2 separate regions of the Homo sapiens genome follow, and region 1 is linked to region 2. The links are chromatin contacts, found by Hi-C or POLR2A ChIA-PET in ENCODE. All regions are on one chromosome and are shown on one strand. The core of a region is the stretch at or near the end of the contact, and the rest is flanking DNA. Distances in the headings are between cores, read along the strand shown.

The links. Hi-C counts contacts between places; a loop is a spot of excess contacts on that map. ChIA-PET counts read pairs that join two places held with the same protein, here RNA polymerase II (POLR2A). Pooled maps may share reads with other maps.
Region 1: a pooled map shows a loop between it and region 2 (2.2-fold over the local background). The contact joins two enhancer-like sites. A Hi-C loop is called at or near these places in 2 of 37 single-sample maps with no recorded cell type and 4 of 50 pooled maps. POLR2A ChIA-PET finds 5 or more read pairs at or near these places in 5 of 52 experiments (HEK293, MCF 10A, activated CD4-positive, alpha-beta T cell and 2 more).

What each region holds. Positions count from the first base shown.
Region 1 is chr16:12,496,862-12,503,463 of GRCh38, reverse strand. The region is part of intron 19 of SNX29 (sorting nexin 29); the gene reads right to left. Among named protein-coding and RNA genes, the nearest start is that of SNX29-AS3, 110 kb to the left of the region's middle. Within about 2 kb of position 2,468, at least 2 of the 41 ENCODE cell types and tissues checked have a DNase peak (open chromatin) inside an H3K27ac peak, as active enhancers do.
Region 2 is chr16:12,537,769-12,544,149 of GRCh38, reverse strand. The region is part of intron 20 of SNX29 (sorting nexin 29); the gene reads right to left. It also overlaps a transcript of SNX29-AS3 not described here. Among named protein-coding and RNA genes, the nearest start is that of SNX29-AS3, 70 kb to the left of the region's middle. Within about 2 kb of position 4,767, at least 2 of the 41 ENCODE cell types and tissues checked have a DNase peak (open chromatin) inside an H3K27ac peak, as active enhancers do.

The DNA.
Region 1 (6,602 bases), core at 1,219-3,718, 38 kb after region 2:
GCCCATCCTGGAGCCCCATTCTGCCCCCCAACACCCTGACTTCTCAGTGCACGGGCTTATCTGCAAAGCCTCTTCCCACCACTCGGCAGCAGCCTCCCCTCAACCACTTTCCCCACCTAGACTGCACCTGGAGCAGCTGCTTAAAAATAAACACGAGCTATGTTATTCTCTCCACATTCTTCCCACCCTATTAATTATTTATCCAGCACCTGCTTCACAAAAAGGAACGTCGCAGGGAAGGAAAAGGAGGACGAACTGGAAGGAGTGAGGCAGCTCAGAGCAGCAGTGGTGGGTGGCAGCACCCAGCAGGGTATGGGCAGGGGGGTGTGCAGTTGAGGCGACCCTGGGGGTGGGGGTGGTGGATGGGAGGGTCCTCCCTGTGGCTGTAATGAAGCCTACTGGCCCCTTGTCAGAATGATGTTTTTAAGTTCACAAAACAAGATACATGGGATTAGGGAAAAAAGGCAGAAAGGCACATAGTCTTAAACACAGGTATCAGAACTGCCATGCAGCAACGTGAGTGCTTCTTTGCAGGCACATTCAATAACAAGATCTACTGGCAGCTCTAATCGCTCCTGTAATTCTAAAGTAGTGACCTTTAACCATGAGCTTTAATGATGGCTGGAAACATCGCAGCAACCGCAATGTGATACGAAAATACCTGTGATTGCTTTCCACTGGGGACAAAGGAGGAGGTACCATTACTCCTATTATAATTTGTCATCTAAGTTCACATTTAAAGTTCATGTTTCACGTAGAGGGTACTGAGAACAAAAGTGTAAATCTTTTCCATTAATCACTTGAATTTCATCCTCAGACCCCAGGATAAGAATTCCTTGGCTAGAAGATCAGGCTGAGCCCTAGAGCAGGCCACTCTGAACCTCAGTTTCCCTATCTGTAAAACAGGGCTGGGAATGAGGCCCCGGCCACCGTGGGGAAGCTGATGAGAGTCAGAGTTGGGGGGTGGCATTCAAAGGGCATTTTGGTCAGGAAATCTCAAATGTTACCTCAGCCTAGCAACCACCACCACCGGCGGCTGTGAAGCATTCCCTGTGGGCCCGGCCACATTCTGAAGCCATTCCCCGAATCACTCAATCCTCACAGCGCCCTCGTAAGGGAGATGCCACCGTCTTGAAACTTGAAGACACTGAGGCACAGCGAGGTGACATGCTGGTCTACACTAGCTCAAGATTCAAACCCAAGTACTCTGACCCCAGAACCCATGCCCTCCTCCACCGCCCCTCACTGCCACTGTCCCAAAGGAGGTAAATGCCCAGAGGAGGCCTCATCAGACCCTAGTTTGAGTTGCAGCTTCACTTCCAAGTCTCGCACATCTGGACGGAGCATGTTGCCTGCCCAGCTCGGAGGCAGTCCTGAGCCTGGACACTAAGCAGGTCCCATGTTCTCACCAAGAACTAGAACCTTTCCATTGCAGTGGCAGTAAAACCTGCATGAGTCAGAGAGAGAAGGTCCCTGACCCTATAACTAGTGTTGGCCTGGTGCAGGCCTGCATGTCCCCTGGTATCCACTCTGCCTGTTGCTTCTTAGCTTAACTGGATCACAGCCTCCACATCTCAATGTAAAGGGCCCTAACTGACCCTGGGACTAAATCAGGTTATTTGTTTAATAAGTAAACAAATAAAACCATAAAATTCTCTGCTAGGCTGAAAATTCCATGAGGGCAGGAACCATGTAGATCTTTTACCACTGCCTTTTTTTTTTTTTTTTTTTTTTTTTTTGAGACAGTGTCTTGCTCTGCCACCCAGGCTGGAGTAGTACAGTGGTGTGATCTTAGCCCACTGGAACCTCTGCCTCTCGGGTTCAAGTGATTCTCCTGCCTCAGCCTCCCAAGTAGCTGGGACTACAGGCATGCATCACCATGCTCAGCTAATTTTTGTATTTTTAGTAGAGATGACGTTTCCTCACGTTGGCCAGGCTGGTCTTGAACTCCTGACCTCAGGTGATCCACTCACCTCAGCCTCCCAAAGTGCTGGGATTACAGGTGTGAGCCACCGCGTCTGGCCTACCACTGTCTTAAACATAATTTGTTTGTTTTTAAAGAGATAGCGTTTCACTCTGTCACCCAGGCTGGAGTGTAGTGGTGCAACCCTAGCTCACTGAAGCCTTGAACTCCTAATCTCAAGCAATCCTTCTGCCTCAGCCTTCTAAGTAGCTGAAGGTACAGGGGCACACCACCACACCCAGCTAATTTTTGTATTTTTAATGTTTTTGTAGGGATGGGGTCTCACTATGTTGCCCAGGCTGGTTTTGAAATCTTAGCCTCTACCAATCCTCTTGTCTTGATCTCCCAAAGTGCTGGGGTTATAGTTGAACACAATTCTTGAATAAATCTGAATGAAGAGCCCATAGGAAGAGGCAGAAGCGGTGAGAGCCTGGAGCCTTGCCTGCAGCTGGGAGCTTCCTGTTTCATCCTGAGAGGGCAACACAGCACACAGCCACACCCCAATATGACAACATAACACACAGTCACTCTGCCCATGACAGGCGTGGCTCAGAGCCTGACAATCTGACAAGTGAGCAACAGGTGCCCTCCACTGAGGGGACCAAGGTGAGGCGGGGAGGAAGGAGACAGGAAAGGGTCTCATTGGAAGGGTCCAATCTGATAGCAACTGCAAAAATGACACACAACAGTGCTTCTCAAACTTGCTTGTGTATGCAACCCACCTGGGGGCCTGTGAACATGCAGATTCTCATGCAGCAGGTCTGGGATGGGGCCTGAAATCTGCACATCCGACAAGCTCTCAGATGAGGCTGATGTCACTGGTACACAGACCACATTTTAAGTGGTAAGATATTGAGAAAGAATAGACAGATGATAAAATTGTAGAATCATTCTTTGAGGTCTTATTTGATACTGTTCATCTCAAGCCACATTTTGGCTGGAAAGCCTGGCACCAATGCATGAAAATATTCACCACTGTGTTCTTTGCTCATCCACATAACGGCATGGGGTTGACAGCAAAAGGAGCCCGTGGAGGTTACAGAGAGGCGGACTCCTGTCAGAAGTCCCAGCCCTGGCTTTCTGAGTACCTATGTACCTCACTGTGTACCTGGGGCCAGTTATTTCCGCCTTCTGGGTGGTCCTCAGTTATTGGTCTGCAGGCAAGCTCCATCAGCATTATCTAAGGACCTTTCACAAATGCAGGGCCAGGAGAAGTGGCTCATGCCTATAATCCTAGCACTTTGGGAGACTGAGGCACGAGGTTTGCTTGAGTCCAGAAGTTCAAGACCAGCCTGTGCAACACAGCCAGACCTTGTCGCTGCATAAATTAACAGAAAAAAAATTAGCTAGGTGTGGTGGCATGTGCCTGTAGCCCCAGCTGCTCAGGAGGCTGAGGTAGGAGGATCCCTTAAGCCCAGGAGTTTGAGGCTGCAGTGTGCTATGATCACGCCACTGTACTCCTACCTGGGTGACAGTGCAAGATCCTATCTGTAAAAAATTTAAAATTAAAATAAAATAAATGCAGGCTGGGCACCATGGCTCATACCTGTAATCCTAGCACTTTGTGAGACTGAGGCAGGTGGATCCCTTGAGCCCAGGAGTTTGAGACCAGCCTGGGCAACATAGCAAAGCCCTGTCTCTACAAAAAAATACAAAAATTAGCCAGGCATGGTTGTGCGTAACTGTGGCCCCAGGTACTCAGGAGGTTGAGTTGGGAGAATCACCTGAGCACAGGGAGGTCAAGGCTGCAAGTGAGCCGTGATTGTGCCACCGAACTCCAGCCTGGGCGACAGAGTGAGATCCCATCTCTAAATAAATAAAGAAGTAAATGAATGCAGATTGTGGGGTTTCACTGTAGAGATTCTAATTCACCGGGTCTGGGGTGTGGTCTGATCCTGTGAATATGCTTAACCCCCAGTGATTCAGATCACACCCAGAGTGGGAAACCATCAGGCAAATGACAGCTGCGGTGGACCTGTCTTTGGTGCTGACCAGTGCAGAGCTATGTGGCCTAAGCACAGACTAAGGGAGGATCCCCAAGACGCCTTCATTTTACCACTTGCCTTGAGAATCTGGAAAAGATGCAGCTATGTCTTGCCCTGCTCGGGTGCTGGCATTACTGGCACCCCCGTCAGTCACCTGGAACTTAGCAGTGAAGCCTAATCCACCACAAACAAAAAACAGTGATGTTCAATTATTTCCAAAATCAGTGCATTGGGGGCATCTGCAAAAGTCTCCAAAACAATGTGAAATGCATGACCTGCCTGCCACCAACAGTACTGCTGAGGGAAATGCCCCAGAGAGCAAACACATTTTTTATTGGTTGTTCCAGTTTGAAGAATGCCCATATAGAACCCTAACTTGTGCCTTCTACTGCGATTTCCCACTGCAGGAGGAGGGAATGAGCGGAGGGCATAAGGGGAAGGAATGAAAGGTGGAAATGAGAATTAAGCAGAATGCCAGGTCTGCCTGGGTGGCTCATTTTTCCAGCTCCCTAAAAAGATTTATGCAGCTGTCCAAAAGGAGCTATGGCTCCATTACCCAGCATACAAAGCCCCTTCTGCTATCAAGTAGCAGATCAATCCTAGATGATAGTTCACTGCTAGCTTCTGAAAAACCTACCATCTCTCTACTTACATCCTCATCTTTCAAGCAGAACTGAGCAATTTTACTTTTGTTGGCAACAGTGGCCAAAAATTGTTTTAATTTGCAAATTGAAAAAATTCTATGCTGTTTGGTTTATAAGTTAATGCCTCCTATGACCTGACTTAGAGACAGATGTAGAGTTGAATCTCTTTTATGCTATTCAGAGATTACTAGAGACTACCTACATGTTTGCTTATGTGTGCATTATCTGTTCTCCTTCCCACTCAAAAATTGTAAGCCTATGCAAACAGAGCCCTTAACTGTTTAATTTCCCACTGTATTTTCAGTGGCTGGCACATAGTAGGTGCTCATGAAAGATGTGCAGAATGGATGAATAAATGGTGTTCTCCTTGATATGCACGCAGCCCTCTCTGTATTTACTTATTTACTAGCCCAGCGTCTCCTGCTACTGGTCATCCCCTACACTGCTTCCCAAGCAAGCATTTTTTTTTTAAATGCCAAACCAGTTTTAAAAACCATGCCACTTTTTTTGCTTTCAGGATAAAATTCCAAACTCCTTAGCTAAGCATACAAGGTAACTGGCCCTGCCTTGCTGTTTTGCCTCACCTGCTAACGTGCACATGCTCTGCCACGTGTACCTGCTGCTAGTGGGACATGCTGACTTCTCAGTGGGCCTCATGGGCCAGAGGAAGTTGCGTTGTTCCATAAACTCAGCTCTCAGAAGTGCTGTTTCCTCTGCCTGGAATTCGTCTATCTGCTTCAATAGCTGAATGCTGCTTATCCCTCAAGACTCAATTCTGGTGGCACCTCAGTTCTGACCCTTCCCCAGTCTCTCTTTCCCTTCTCCCCACAGGCTGTCTCCCCTTGATATTTTGCCTGCTTGCTACCCATGTCCTTTTCTCCTGGTGACAGTGCTACAGCCTTTCCTTGGGGAATCAACCTTGTCTGAGAGTGGACAGAAATTATCCACCCCTCCATCCAGGGATGAACCAATGACCTGGCCAATCACAGTCGCTGTGATTGGTCCTGGGACAGGCAGGAGACTCAAGCTAGGCCACAGAGCATCAGTGCTGAGACTGAAACTACTGGGAAAACAATATGCTCTTTCTGCCTGAGGCGCCTAGTGGATACAATGGAAGCCTTGAGGCAGCTGATCATCTTTGCCTTGAGAGAGGTGGCTGCCTAAGAAGGAAGCCAATTGAGAAAAAGCAGGCAGAGAAAAAAACAGGAACAGATACAACAGGCAAGACTCAGCTGATTTCTCATGTCAGCAAATACAAGAGAAGGAGACTGGTCAAGATAGAGATGTCTGATGATACTGAGCTCCCGACTCCAGCCACTCCTGAAGTCATTCCTAAGCCTCTCGTTACACAAGCCAATACATGATCTTGTTAGATTAAAAATAGTTTGACTTTGGTGTTGCCACTTGCCGTAGAAAGCATCCACGATGATACACTCTCCCGTGTGCTCCCACACCCTAATTTAACCTCCTCCATAGCACTGACTCGGAGGCCCTATGAGACTGTGAACTCTCTGAGGGCAGGAAATGTATCTTATTCGTCTCCAAGGCCACGAGACTTGGTGTATGATAGATATTCAATACAGGTTTGTGAAATAAAAAATGAAGGAATGTTTATCTAGAAATTAATGAAGCTTTTCGTTTACTTTTTTACTTCAGGGCCTTTCTGCCAAGAACTCTTAAGATGCCTTAGGATCTTGGTTGCAGCCAGGTGGCTGTCCTCCCCAGAGCCCTTGTTGTTCAGTCCTCTGAAGTCATTGGTCCTGGAGATAACAGGGAGGGCAGGTCCCGACTGCTGAGAAAGTCCAGGGCCCCGGATCCTACCATTACCATGCTACCTGTTCACTTGGGCTTCACCCAAGGCCACACTCATCTCCGGACCCCTTCCCAACAGTGGTGAGGGGCAGGAGCACCTGGACATCAAGAATCGAGTGCATGCCTGAACCTGTCCATTACCCATGCTTCTGCAGCTTTGCTCATGCTTTCCCCTCCCTGAAACGCTCTTCCCTTGTC
Region 2 (6,381 bases), core at 3,518-6,017:
TGATGCCGGTGAATATAGGGTTATGGACTTGTTTTCCTTAACAGCCTTCCACAACCAAGTCTGCAGAAAGACCTCTACCCCTACCAATGTGATTCCTGTGGCTTTGCAATGTGATGAGTCAACGGGGTCTAGAGTCCAGGGCTTTTGCATTTAACCCATGGTGTGACCTTGGCTGAGACCATTTCTCCCAGCAGATAGGCTCCTCGCTTAGAACGAGAGGGTGCCGGATTCCACCTTCGGCAATCCAGGATGAAGGAATACGCAAGCTCTTGTAGTGTGGTAAGAGGATGTTCCACCACTGGCTTCTCTCTTCCAAATACGAAGGTGTCCCTGTCTCATGGGCTGGGAGAAATCTCTAGAGCACCAGATACATCTTGGAAAATAAACTTGGAAAATCTCCCCCAGTCAACTCCACTGCAATGCCAAAATTCATTAATTCCCGTGGTTAATATTTTCTGATACGACTGGCTTGTTGAATGCAGGCTGGAAGAGCGTCTGGAGACAGACGGCACCAGCTGCGGAGCACTGGGGCACTGCCCACTCCATCGGGGAGGATGAACTGGGACGCACCACGGAAGCGTGATCTCGTGGCTCAGTGGGCGTGGAAGTCTGGGCCAAAGGTGTCACAAGCTTCTTACACAATGACTCGCCAGCACAGGTGGCTGTGGCTTTACTGACAGCTGTTCACCAGACCCCGCAGCATGAACATATGTTTGCCCACCCACTTTCTCTCCTTTCAGTGAATCGGGCCCCCTCCTTCTGGATAATCATGTTCAGTCCATGAGCTTAGGTGGGCTGAACACCCTGCTCCTCTGCCCCAGATTTGGCTAATCAAGGTGCTCCATTCCCCGGGCCACAGGCACGGACCCAGATGCATGCGCTGATGACCCAGAGCTGCATCATTCAGAATCTCTAGAATTTCCGCTACAGCTATCAGGAGCAACGTGATGAATATGATTTTTCCTAGGACTTCTACAGGAGCTGATGAGAACACTTATGCTTCAGGGCCTGGATCTAAACCATCTATAAGATACGCAGCTGCCAGGATCCATCTTTCCACCAGACAGAACATGCTTGAGGGTGAAACCAACAGGGTCCTGGTGACACTTTTTGAGCCTCTGGATCCAGCCATTCCTGAAGCTAGCCAAGTCCCTGGACTTCATAGTTACAGGAGTAGTAAGTACTTCTTTTCTGCTTCAAGCTAATTTGAAGTAGGGCTCTATAGTTTTGCTAAGCAAAGATTCCCTACTCAAATCATGTTTCTGGGACCTCTAGAGACTCAGACATTTAGCATTTCTGAGTACTGCTCATGGGTCCACACACCTTACAGGATGCTTTAACTTCACTTACTTGCTGATTTAACTAATACTTTGTTTAAAAAAAAAAAAAAGGCAGTGATAGTCTAGTGCTTATATGCACAAGATTTAAGAGTAAAAGACTGGGACCAACACCAGCCTGGCCCCAAAGTCCATGTTCCCAACACGCTGCCTTCAAACACAAGTTTAAGTGTTAGACCCACACTGGGTGCCGTGGCTCACGCCTGTAATCCCAGCACTTTGGGAGGCTGAGGCGGGTGGATCACTTGAGGTCAGGAGTTCAAGATCAGCCTGGCCAACGTGGTGAAACCCTGCCTCTCCTAAAAATACAAAAATGAGCCAGGTGTGGTAGTGGGTCCCTGTAATCCCAGCTACTTGGGAAGCTGAGGAAACAAAATTGAACTTGGGAGGCGAAGGCTGTAGTGAGGGGAGACTGTGCCACTGTACTCCACCCTGGGTGATAGAACTTGGGTCTAACTTTTTCTTTTGAGACAATCTCTTGCTCTAACAGCAGCTCTAAAACTTACTAGCTGTGATCTTGGGCAAGTTCCTCCATTTCTCCATGCCTCAATTTCCTCATCTATAAAGGGAATAACACTAGGTCCTATCCCTCTGAGTTGCAGATTCCTTGACACCCTGTGTGGAAAAGGCTTAGCACAGGGCCTGACACCCAGCAGGAGCCCAGGTAGCGTGGGCTGAATTGGAAATGCTGGCTCAATTTAGGGATCCGTTGGGAAGAGACAATATTGCAGGATTTGGACTAACTGGTGACTAGGAATATCTTTGCCAAACTAATTAAAAAAAGAAAAAACAGAGCGGTGCTGCAAACGTGAGCCCTTCTGGACTCATAAGACAAGCCAAGTCTCTGAAGTGGATCCAGCGTCCTCTTGTGTGGGCCCAGGATGTACCGTGGGCAATCAGTGGAAAACATCTGTTGCATCATCATAAACATTCATCAAGCATTGACTGGTTTCCAGGCATGTGCTACAAAGCTGGGAGAAGAGGGGAAGAGGCGAGCTTGGTTCCTGCCCTCTGAACCTTTCCATTCCAGGGGGTTGGAAACGCAGGTCAGTATCAGGCACTGGCTGGCACAGTACGGAAAAGACAGGAGGTGACAGGAATCAGGAACCCACTCCCGCCCCAGGGTAGTGGTAAACGGGTGTCAGCACGGCTGCATTAGGAGCTGGCTGAACGAAGATGCGATGGACCCCGACAGAGATGTGGCCCAGAGTGTGACCTCAGGGTTGAGGTCTGGCATGGAGAGCAATTTGGCAGCTTGAAAAGGGAGGCTGATGAACAACTACATGCTGAAATGGTTATGACTTGGGACTCAGATCACAGAGGTCTGGGTCTGAGATCCTGGCTCCATCAAGCACTAAGCGTGGGTCCTTTGAGACATTGATGACCTTCCATGAGCCTCAGTTTCTTTATCTGTACAATGAGCCTGCACATGGTAACTGCCCTCATAGGGAATTCTGTGAAGAATGAAGAAGGTAATTCTGGCACTCAGAAGTCCTCCATCAGGGCTGACCATCCCCACTGTTAGTGGTATTCCCCTGCTCCTGTCATTCTCTCCCTGATAAGATATGATACATGGTTCCATAGTCCTTCTCTCCATGCACCAATATTCCATAATACTTCAGGATAGACAATACTGAGGAAGAGGTTCCAGGTCTGGGTATGATGTAGTAAGGTCACCTCCCCCTGTGTCTCCCCTCCAAGTCAGCTTTCAAACCTGGAGTGGATGCATGAGGCAGCTAGTCAATAACTCAGGAAACTAAATAGCAGCCAGACTACAGAGATGACCAGTTGTTGCTGTCCCAGGAAACCCGCAGTGAGCTCACCATTTTTCCCCTGTAGCATCCTCCAGCCTGAACTACAGGCAGCCTGACCCCAAAAGTGGGCAGGGGGTGAACAGACAGGGCTGTCAGAGAAGCCCTCCAGCTCTGGGTCCAGAAGTGGAAAAGGGCACTCCTGCTCAGAAAGGGTGGAGGCGATCTTGTTTCTTTTTGCCCCTTCTCTCATGCCTCAGCCTTGAGCAGTCCTCAAGCACCTGACACTCTAGGGGAGGTGGCGGTAAGATCAATGGTGCCCCAAGGATGCCCAGCTCTTCATCCCTGGAGCGTCTTCATATGTGAGCTTCTACAACAAGAGGGACCAGCAGCTGTGGTTACATTCAGGCTTTTGAGATGGGGAGATGATCCTGGACTCTTTAGGTCCACCCCATGGAATCTCAGGGTCCCAGAGTAATTGCTGGGAAGCAAAGAAGGGGCCATGGCATAGGGTGGCTGCCAGGAAGCCGCGAAACAAATTCTGCCCCACAACCTCGAGAAGGCGCCAGCCCTGCCGACACCTTGACTGTAGCCTAGTAAGACGGATCTCGGACTTCTGGCCTCCACAGCAGCTGGAGAATAAATCTGTAGTTTTTAGCCACTAACTTTGTGCCAATTTGGTAGGGCAACAATAAGAAATTAATACAGGGGATAACGTTCCTCTTTAATCATAAGAGCTGTGGTCCCAAGAGGGTGGGGCCACCCCGTAATGCCTCTAGTCCTGTCCTCCCTCCACTTGACCTTACGCTGGGGGTGGGGGGAGCGGGTCAGCCACAGGAAGTAGGTTAACCTTGACCCAATCCTTGGACCTGACACAAAAGTCCACTCAAAATGAATCGCAGATCTAAAATGTAAAGCTATAAAACTTTGAGGAAAACCTAGGAGAAAATCTTTATGACCTGGGTTTAGGCTAACAATTGGTAGACATGACACCAAAAGCATGATCTGGGACACAAAAAGTAAATTTCATCAAAATTAAAAAGGTGTCATGCAAAAGACACTGAAAAGAAGCTGAAGACTAGAAGAAAATATGTGCAACTCACATGTTCGACAAAGGTCTTGCATCTAACATATACAAAGAACTCCCAAAACTCAAATCTTTGTAAAACCACAAACAGCCTAGTTTCTAAGAACAGGCAAAATACTTGGACACTTACTTACTTCCCCAAAGAGGATGTGTTAAAGGAAAACATCCACATGAAAATATGCTCAACATCATTACTCATTAGGAAAATGCAAATTAAGACCATGATGAAATATTCTGCATCCTTGTGAACAGCCACAGTAAAGAATCATGACAGTATGACATGCTGCCCAGGGTGCAGAGCAACTGGGCCCCTCATACGCTGTGGGAATGCAGTTTCTTACATTTAGCATAGGATCCAGTCCTCAACTCTTAGGTATTTGCCGCACAGAAATGAAAACTTTTGTTCACACAAAAAGCTGCACTTGAATGTTTCCACTAGCTCTATTCAAAATTGCCAACAACTGGAACCAACGCAACTTTATTCCTTTATGACTAGATAAACCGTGGTATATCCATTTAACCAAACTCTGCTCAGTAATAAAAACACTGCTGACTCACCCAACGACTTGACGGTTCTCACACATGCTGAAAGACGCCAGCCTCAAGAGGTTGCTTACAGTATGATTCCATTTATGTGACATTCTTGAAAAGACAAAACTAGAGGGGGAGGGACAAGGGCTTAGAGGTGGGGGAGGGTGCAGCTAGAAAGGAAATGAGGGGAAAACAGCTTTTTAGGGTGAAGGAACTGGTCTATATCTTGACGGTGATGGTGGTTACTCAAATCTATGCATGTGTTTAAATTCACAGACATGAACAAGAGCAAAAGTCAATTGCACTGTGTAAATTAAAAATTTTTTGTGAAAGTAAAGGCAAGTAGGACTCTGGGCAATCTATTAAACTTGGCCCTATCCCAGAATACACAGTGATGTCTTTCTGGGCCCCATTCTGGATTCATGGATGGTTTTGGCTCGAATTACTGGTCTGTTCTATCTTCTCCCTATTTATATCACTTGCCTTAGCATTTCACAGCACTGCTACATGCCCACAGCCACCCTTTCTCCCACTTAGAACAGGTCATTAATCTGTGCAAGTGTACAAATGGCCCCATCTACCGTTCTCTGTGCCCCTCTTTGCCACGTGACTTTGCAGTGCCCTCCCACTGACTCTGGTTTCTGCCTTGTAATCCCCCTTGGCGATGTGACATGCTCACAGCTTGGATGATACCCATATGGGTGTGCTTCTCCTGTCTGTGCTCCCTGATGTACATGCCCAGGCTCGCCCACTGGTCCTGGGAGGAGGATGAAAGATCTGTGGATCTTTCTGTTTCACAGCCCAGTTTTTCCATTCTTCCTAGTCAAGGCCCTCCTGCATCCACCTACTGATTCCCAGACACAGAAGCCAGCTCAGCTAAGACCAGTTAAGCCTCCTAGCCCATCACCTCACGCATAAGCAATATGTTATCACATACCAACAAAGTATCATAGATGTATGTTACACAGCATCAACATAGGAGATACGTGATAACCAAACCAAGTAACCATTCTCAGTTATTACTCCCAGACATCATTTTAAAAGTGCAAGGGGAGGCCGGGCGCGGTGGCTCACGCCTGTAATGTCAGCACTTTGGAAGACCGAGACCATCCTGGCTAACATGGTGAAACCCCCTCTCTACTAAAAAACAAAAATACAAAATTAGCCAGGTGTGGTGGCAGATCCCTGTAATCCCAGCTACTAGGGAGACTGAGGCACAAGAATGGCATGAACCCAGAACACAGAGCTTGCGGTGAGCCTAGATCACACCACTGCACTCTATTCTGGGTGACAGAGTGAGACTCCGTCTCAAAAATAAAAAAATGCAAGGGGAAATGCAGAAAGCTGTGAATTTGCTTAGCCCACTGAGAAGAAAGCTGTCACCAAGATCGATTATACTTTAGCAGGACAGGACGATTTTGGTCTATAAATGGCAGACAATTTTTTTTTTTTTTTTTTTGAAACGGAGTTTTGCTCTATTGCCCAGGCTGGAGTGCAGTGGCACGATCTCAGCTCACTGCAACCTCTGCCTCCTGGGTTCCAGTGACTCTCCTGCCTTAGCGTCCCAAAAAGCTGGGACTATAAGCGTGAGCCACCATGCCCAGCCAGACAACTTCTTATATGCTGTGGACACACCTCTCTGATATAGGAGATATTTTATTACTTTTTTTTGTTT